2 separate regions of the Homo sapiens genome follow, and region 1 is linked to region 2. The links are chromatin loops, found by intact Hi-C in ENCODE. Cell type or tissue: dorsolateral prefrontal cortex. All regions are shown on one strand.

Region 1 (4,000 bases), 81 kb after region 2:
AGAAGAGAAATTTCATGATAGGCAGGCTGGACTAGCCAGGGAAGGCTTAATGGAAGAAGTTATAAACGTTTCTGAGGCCACCACAGAACTGCCTCCCCTAGCAATGACCTTGCCTTGATTACTAAGGCCAAGTTGGTATCTAGAACCAAAACAACATGGCATTCCCATCAATGCTCCCAAACGTCACAGCTCAAGGCAAGAAATACAATTAAAAGAAAAACCAAAAAAGGAACAATGTTCCTTTTACTAAATGGAAAGCAATTACAGGGCTGTTGAAAATAGGCAGTAAACAAAGGGAGGGAGGGAAATACTGGCAAAATCCCATTTTCTCAACTAATCCTGTAGCAAAAGTGCAATTTGCAACAAAATCAACAGTGCTCTTTCCCTCTCTCTTGCAGTCAAACACACTGTCTGGCATCAGTATGGCTACACATGATGCCTTAGCCAAAAAGTGCATGCAAGCAAGGAGGACAGAATATGAATTGGAGAGGAGAGCAGAGGTTAAGGTGGAGCACAGCTCACTTCACCTCCAACTGAAGTCTCTGTAGAGCATTCCCATTCAGAGGAAAGAGGGGGCACACATAGAGACTACTTCACTCCCTGTCTTCCTGGATCCTTTCCAATCAATAGGTTGCCAGTGTCGGCTGCTGTCCTGCTTTGTCGACTCCACAAACGATCTGATTAATTCTCTGGTGCTAACTGCCTCAGCAGGCTTTCTCAGCAGTAGAACAGAGGCTAATTAAGATCATGTCAGGCGAGGAGGCTGACAGGTTATGTTCCTGGGCTACACTGAACTTTTAGAGGGTGCTTCAACTTCACTGCAGGCAGGCAGTGCTTGGCTAGGCGCTGATTCCATAGCAGGCTTCCCATTTATTTCCACGGGTTCCTGTGTCAATGGGTCTCCGTTTTGTTAACGATTTACATCCTCCTCCTGGGGATAAATAGTTGCTACTGTGTTGCTTTCAATTGCATTACTTGGGCTCTCTTTCATTTAAATTTTTAATATGCTTGTAAACAAAGATAACAATTAATAGTGAGGTCGTTTTCCATCCTAAATCACATGTGTGTCTGAGACTGTGTATATGCTTTTGCATCTTATCAACATAAAGCCCACAGAGGTGAATTTAGGACAAATAAAGGAAACTCTACTTCTCACAGCAGGTAGAAAATGGAGGAGACATATGGAACTCATTACACCAAGTGGTGGATTAGACTGAAGATATAAATAGCTTTCCCCTCCCCCTAAATAAAGGCTTAGATGAATTCATGGATGACAGACCCATAGTGAGCTATTAAGGGAAACAGAGATGTTTGGAAACTGAGGTTGGCACAAATCACCAAGTAGATTTTTGAATCCATATTTACCTTCTCATAGGCAAATGGCCACACAGAGTACTGGCACTCTATCCTCTGTGTTTTAAAATAAAATCTTAAGAATCCACCAAGCATCTAGGAGACAGGAGGAATGCTCAGAAATAGAGGAAACTTCTCCAGGAGCATTCTGTCTGGTTTCATATAGAGTCTCTAACCACTGTCAAAGATAAACAAAGCTGGACATTTGTTAAAGAGCTAAAGACTGATTTTAATCAGTAATATACTATTGCAGTAGGGAAAAGCGTTCAGCATAAACTGAACTCACCTTCAATCTGTACAGAGGTGGCTGGGCATTTTGAAGGGAAAATGAGGGAAAGGGGAGGGAGATGAAAGGGGGCCCAATAGAGTCAGGAAAGTGAAAAGTTACAAAAAGCAGGAAAGGGGAGGTTTGGCCTATGTGAAACTCATCTGAGTTTGTCAACTGGCACTTACTGAAGTTAGGCTCCCACCCTTCCATGGAGACTGGCAGACAGGAGAACTATATTGAGGTGTTGGGTGAAACAAACAATAAATTATTTTGGCAGCCTTGAGTCTTCTCAGGCAGCCACTTTAAGGAAGACTAGAATCTTCCTAGAGATGTTGTCTTGGGCTATTAGAAACTATGTTAGTGTTTTGTTCTAGTCTTTATAGGCCAAGGTTGGGACGGGGTGGAGAAGAGGGCTCAGAGGAGCATGGTGAGAATTTGGTCAAAGAATCTTTGTCACCACATGTCAAGAACACTCTGTTATGAGAGGTGAATAGTCCCGTTAAGGGTGTTGAAGAAAAGCATCATCAACTCAGAACCTCAGTTCCAGGCCCCCAACTCTGCCACTAAGTAGCTGTGTAATCCTGGGCAAGTCACAATAGCTTTTCTGGTCCTCAGATTCCACATCTGTAAAATGACAGAGTGGACTCCATCATTCTGCAACTAACAATTCCTGAGTGCAGGAATTTTGTGTCAGGGAAGTTACAGGAGTTATGGAAGTGAATGAAACAGAGTGCCTCCCCTTAATAAGCTCACAGTTTAGAAGGGCAGCATGGACATATAAAAAAAAAAATACGTAAATACAATCTAGAGTGATTCCTTTTGATTCTAAAATTCTGTGGGCTATTACAACACTTCCATTTACAATTGACCCTTAAATAACATGGGAGTAGGGGGTTTACCCACCTGTACAGTTGAAAATCCACATATAACTTTGGACTCTCTCAAAACTTAACTACTAATAGCCTACTATTATCTGGAAGCCTTACCAGATAACATAAATGATTCATTAACACGTATTTTATATGCTATATCTATTATATACTGTATTCTTACAATAAAGTGAGCTAGAGAAAAGAAAATGTCATTAAGAAAATCATAAAGAAGAGAAAATATATTTACTATTCTTTAAGTGGAAGTTGATCATCATAAAGGTCTTCATCCTCATTGTTTTCATATTAAGTAGGCTGAAGAGGAAGAGGAAGAGGAGAAGTTGGTCTTGCTTTCTCAGGTGTGGCAGAGGCAGAGAAAAATCCGTGTATAAGTGGATTCATGCAGTCAAACCTTTATGGTTCAAGGGTCACCTGTATAATGAAACTAGAACTTATTTTCAAATGAAGTTTGAAATTAACTCTTAAGGAGAGTTATGGAGACACAAATAACCAGCCACATTGGCTTTGGAAATTGGCCAGAGGCCTTAAGTGCACTCACATGTTTCCCTTCGTGTTCATTTCTGAGCCCTGAACCCTTTCAGGACCCTGATAGATAGGCGGCAAAAGGAAACAATGCCTAGATAGTAGATTAGGATATCCCAGTAGATCTTAAAACCCTTCCTGGTAGATCTCCAAGCCAGGGGCTGACACAACACACTTCTAGCAAGTTTTCTTCTAACAAGGTTTGTCAGTATTCTCAACAGTGGCCTCTCCTCCACTTAAGGCCTTTACTGCCATCACTCTTCGAGGTCTTAAAACACAGACCTACATAACCATTTGCAATTTCCAGGATTCCTTAAAATAAAAGGAGTATTTCTTCTCAAAAATGATATGAATTTCTAGGATAAAAGATAAAGCAGTTTTGCTTCTTGAATATTTTTGTAATGATTCAAAACCCTTCTCTATGCAAAACAGTTGCAATTTCACATGGGCTTTCCAGAGGCCCCAACCTCTCTTTCCAGTTCTGGATCCATAGTTTGGTTTCCCTCTAAAACCTTTATCTTGATGCCCTACCTGGACCTCAAACTCAATGTTCTGAATTCCGAATTTATTCTTTTTTCCCAGAAAACTTTTGCCTCCACCTATGTTCCCACACTCAGTGAATGGCACTGCCCAGTTGCCCAAAGTAGAAACCTCATCCTTGAATCTTGCCTCTTCATCATATTGCACATCTCATCACCAAAGACCTTCGTCTACGTTTCCACTGCCACTGACTCAAGCTCAAGCTCCCACCATCTCCTGCACCATTCTCCTAACTGATCTCCCTGATGTTACCCCCTCCACCACTGATAAACAGCAATCTTCCCATCATGTCACTCCCCTGCCTAAAAGATTTCAACAACATTCCTGTTACCCCTAGATTCTAAGCATGGCACACAAGGCCCTTCATGATCCAACAAAACTCCAACCCACTTTCCTACTCTCTTCTCCACCCATCCCTTAACTACTA
Region 2 (4,000 bases):
GAGTGAAGTGAGACATGCTGAAAGTCACTTTCTCCTCGTACAAAATATATTGTTCACTCACATGAAATCAAAACTAAAACCTCCTCATTAAAGTTGTTCCTTTGGGACAAGGCATTGAAGGCTCCTATTAAAATGCAACTGTGTTATCTAAAAAGGAGAAACACCTAGTGCCTGGCACAGAGTAAAGGTTCTTTAAATGTGACATTTTAATATTAAATTGTCATTGCCTGCCATTAGAATCTTAGTAAAGATTGTCTCCCGGGCCTTTTGAGGAGCCACAATGGAAAGATTTTAATGTGGAACATTGGCATAGACTTGATAGCAGAGTCTGAAGTTATGTGGAATATGAGGAGAGAGGAGGATGACAGCATGAGGAAACTTGGGGGACAAGAGGGCACTTTTACTAGGTGAGAAAGAGGGAAGGGAGTTTGGAAATTAACATTTATTGATTTTTCTCTGAGGCAGGCACTGAATTAGATGCTTTCATATCAATTATCTTACTTAATTTTCACAACTGCCTTATAAAGAAAGATATTAATATTCCCATTTTGAAGATGAGAGAACTGGGGTTCAGATTAACAAAGTTGTTCAAGGTCACACACTGCCTGTATGTGATGGGACTTAGACTCGAACCTGGACGTGTATGCCTCCTAAGCCCATGTTCCCGAATAATGCTATGTCCCTGTCTACATTTGGCAGGGGATGACCAACCTTACCTCTGCTACCCGCTTTGCCCTAATGCTTCTTCCACTGAAAAGATGAGTCTCCTCAGACTCTCATGTTTCTCCTTCACTCCTGTCCATGAAATATCAAAATGGAGACAAAAGATTTCTATGAGTGGTGGGTGGGAGGAAATTATGCATTATCAGAATGAATAGAAATTTGGGAAGAGCCTAGGACAATTTTTCTGGTTTGAAGCCATTTTGTTCCATTGTTCCAGGCTCCAGACTACGTCTCGCCAAATCCAAAGTTCTGTAGCAACTGATATACTAGCTGGGCTCCAGGGTCCTTCTATCCCCTGTATATTCCCAATTTTATCCCCGATGTATATCAGTTCGCTTTACACTGGCAGGAGAGTTCATGTTCCACTTAGACCAGGAGGAGAGGATATGAAAAGGAAAATAGCAGGTGTGGGGAGGATAAAACCCATGCCTTCTACAGTAACTGTAAAGTAAAAGTGAAAAACGTGAGAGATAAAGAGGATTCTTTTTCCTCATTGCGGGAGAAAGGGGCTAGGGAGAGGAGTCTATAGCCCAGGAGGTTCATCCGCAGCATGCTATGGAGAAGGCCACCGTCACTGAAATCCGGTCTGTACTGTAGGACTTCATAGGTTCTTTGCTCGCCTTAGAGCAGAGGGGAAGAAGAGTCAGAAAGAATTGATAACCTCTGAGGTCATCAGTCAGGGGCCTAGGCTGCTAAGTCCAGAGGCAACACCAAGGGATCAATGCAGCTAGGTACAGTTTTCTCCAGCCTCAACTTTCAATCCCCACCCCCAGACCAGCTCATTCCCACACCTCCCTCCTCCTTGGTCAGTGAGCCTGAGCGTCCTTTTCATTAACCTTTTAGTTACTACCTCTACGCACATACTTTTTCCTATGCCCTCCAAAGAAGTCAGCCCCATACTGCCCATCACTGCTCAGCACCGCCCACCCCATGCCCCCGCAAGCCGGCCTCAGCACTAGTTTAAGGGGAGGGACACGCCTCCCAAAGCTGCGGGGATGGGGGTGGGGGTTGCTCACTCGCCCTCGGATCTCTGCTGTAAAAGCGGAGCGGCAGAGACCGGGCATGCGCAGCATCTTCGGGCGCATTGTGATGGGAACTGCTTCTCTGAGTCTCTACAAAGACTCCGGAGTAACCACTAATGGCCCTCCTAAGGCCCCCCTTCTTTAAGACAGACACACAAACACAGAGGCAATGCAGCTATTTTTTTTTAAAGGGTGGGAGGACGTTGCAGCTTGAAAGGTTGATCCACGTTAGGAGTGGTGTATTTCTATTGATCCCATCTCCGGTGTTGACAAACGCCAGCGCCTAGGCTTTGCAGTCCGGGGCTGCAGTTTGCAGTAGAGCTAAGCGGTGTGCGGCTTTAATTCCACGTCAGATCAACTTTGATCAATATCCCCCTACTGGCCCAATTGGAAGAGCCCAATTCACCGGCACTGAGCCTTTTCGCTCTTTCCTTTTTTTCCCCCCCTCTTTAGACCTACCATCTTTTGCGGGGGGGGGGGGGCGCGGAGAGAGTCTCAGATTGTCTTGATAATTTATTCTTTCGTTCTCTTTCTTTTGCTTCTCTATTTTTGTTTTTCAGTGTTTTGCTTGTTTTGTTCTGTTTTAGGATTTTATTCTCTCTCTCTCTCTCTCTCTCTCTCTCTCTCTCTCTCTCTATCATAGGGACAGAAATCGCTTTGGCAAACCCAGCTTGCAGCCAATGAACCCGCCTTCCAGATTGGTGTGAAGACAGAAGTGAGGTGGGGGGAAGGGAGGGGGTGTGAGAGATCCTGGGAGCGAGAGGGAGAGAGAGGGAGCAAGAAAGGAAGAGAGAGCGAGCGAGAGAGAGCGAGCGAATAAGAGAGAGAGTAAGAGGGAGAGAGAAGAAGAGGAAGAAGAGGAGGCGGCGGCAGCGGAGGAGGAGGAGGACTAGTGTGGGGTGGAAAGGAAGAGTGAGCGAGAGCAAGTTAAGGGGAGGGGGTGTAAGAGCCAGCGAATTCTTTTTCTTTTTCTATTATTATTTTGACGACTCCTGAGTTGCGCCCATGCTCTTGTCAGCTTCGTTTTAGGCGTAGCATGGCCAGGCAGAAGAAAATGGGGCAAAGCGTGCTCCGGGCGGTCTTCTTTTTAGTCCTGGGGCTTTTGGGTCATTCTCACGGAGGATTCCCCAACACCATCAGCATAGGTAAGCGCAAGCGAGCCAGCCGTCGGTCCAGGCTCTCCCTCACCCGAGACCACTGCCCCGGCAAGGCTTTCCCTGCGGTGGGTCCCTGTCCTGCGTGGCCTGGGAACTGGGACTGGGGCCGGGACCGGGCAGAGATGGTGCGGGGCGGGGGGCGGGGCGGGGGGAATCTGAGCCTCAACGAGGTGGCTGGTCTGAAGAGCCTCTGGGACAAGAGAGGGGTCTCCTGGGGCTAGTGGGGGTGAACTGCTAGGTTTTCCGAGCCGAGAGGAGCACCGGAGGCGAGCAGGAGGCTGGGATGCTGCAAGGGGGTGAAGAGTCGAGGCTTTTCGGCTCGCTGCTCTGGACTTTGCCATGGCGTGCGTGCAGCTCCTGGAAGTTGTCCCAGGGTGATGCCGACTGTCTGGCCGCGCCAGGGCGCATAACCCGGGCCCGGGGTGCTCAGTCCGTGGTCTCCGGCTGTCGGGAGACAGGCTGGTGCTGGGGGAGGTGGAGCCCACTTTGGATCTCCCAGACCCGGGCAGCAGCAGGCGTTGGTGGTGGATGGGGTAGGAGGCGGGGGTGAGACTAGGAGCTGAGCGGGCAAGCGGCGAAGTCACGCAGACCACGAATTCATGAATTGCCGCTGTGTCTGTCTGGAGCCCGGCTCCTGGGCGCCTGGAGGGAGTTATCTTGGCTTCTGTCGTATTTACAAGTCTAGAAGTTAGAATTTTTGCCATTACTGAACCAACCCCCTGTATTGTCACGGGGGAGGGTGGCTATGGGGAACGGGTTGGGGTAGCAGGGGGAACAATATTGTTTTTCTTCCCAACCTTTCCCTTCACACAATGAAAAGATGACCAGCTGTGCGGATGGGCGGGGGGCGGAGGGGGGGGGCGACTAAAAAAAAAGAAGGCTGCCGACTAAGAAAGAACCAAGTCTCACTCTTGGTTCCATCGTCCTAACCCAAAACGGCTCCCTCGTCTCTTCTCCCTTCTCTCTAGCCTCTTCTTTTCAGTCTAGAAAAGCCAGGTTTCTCTTGGCCAAAATCTGAGTTCACAAGTCTTGAAAGACACACAGGTTGAATATCAATCCTCAATCCCACACCCCAGTATCATTGAGAGGTATCCGGTA

The links. Peaks named below come from ENCODE experiments on the same cell type or tissue, not always from the same donor. Only the 100,000 strongest peaks of a DNase experiment are listed, where the experiment ranks them.
Region 1: it touches region 2 in a loop (2.2-fold over the local background); 2 of 110 quality-filtered maps call a loop at or near these places.

The regions. Positions count from the first base shown.
Region 1 is chrX:123,262,748-123,266,747 of GRCh38, forward strand. The region is part of intron 3 of GRIA3 (glutamate ionotropic receptor AMPA type subunit 3); the gene reads left to right. Among named protein-coding and RNA genes, the nearest start is that of GRIA3, 80 kb to the left of the region's middle. In dorsolateral prefrontal cortex, no CTCF peak of the experiment used is centred here; no DNase peak of the experiment used is centred here; H3K27me3 peaks cover 3,145 bases.
Region 2 is chrX:123,181,755-123,185,754 of GRCh38, forward strand. GRIA3 (glutamate ionotropic receptor AMPA type subunit 3) reads left to right here and starts at 2,524. Exons shown (of 16, transcript NM_007325.5): 1 at 2,524-2,890. The coding sequence starts at 2,782. In dorsolateral prefrontal cortex, no CTCF peak of the experiment used is centred here; DNase peaks (open chromatin) are centred at 1,787, 2,534 and 3,357; H3K4me3 peaks cover 2,573 bases; H3K27ac peaks cover 2,436 bases; H3K27me3 peaks cover 3,297 bases.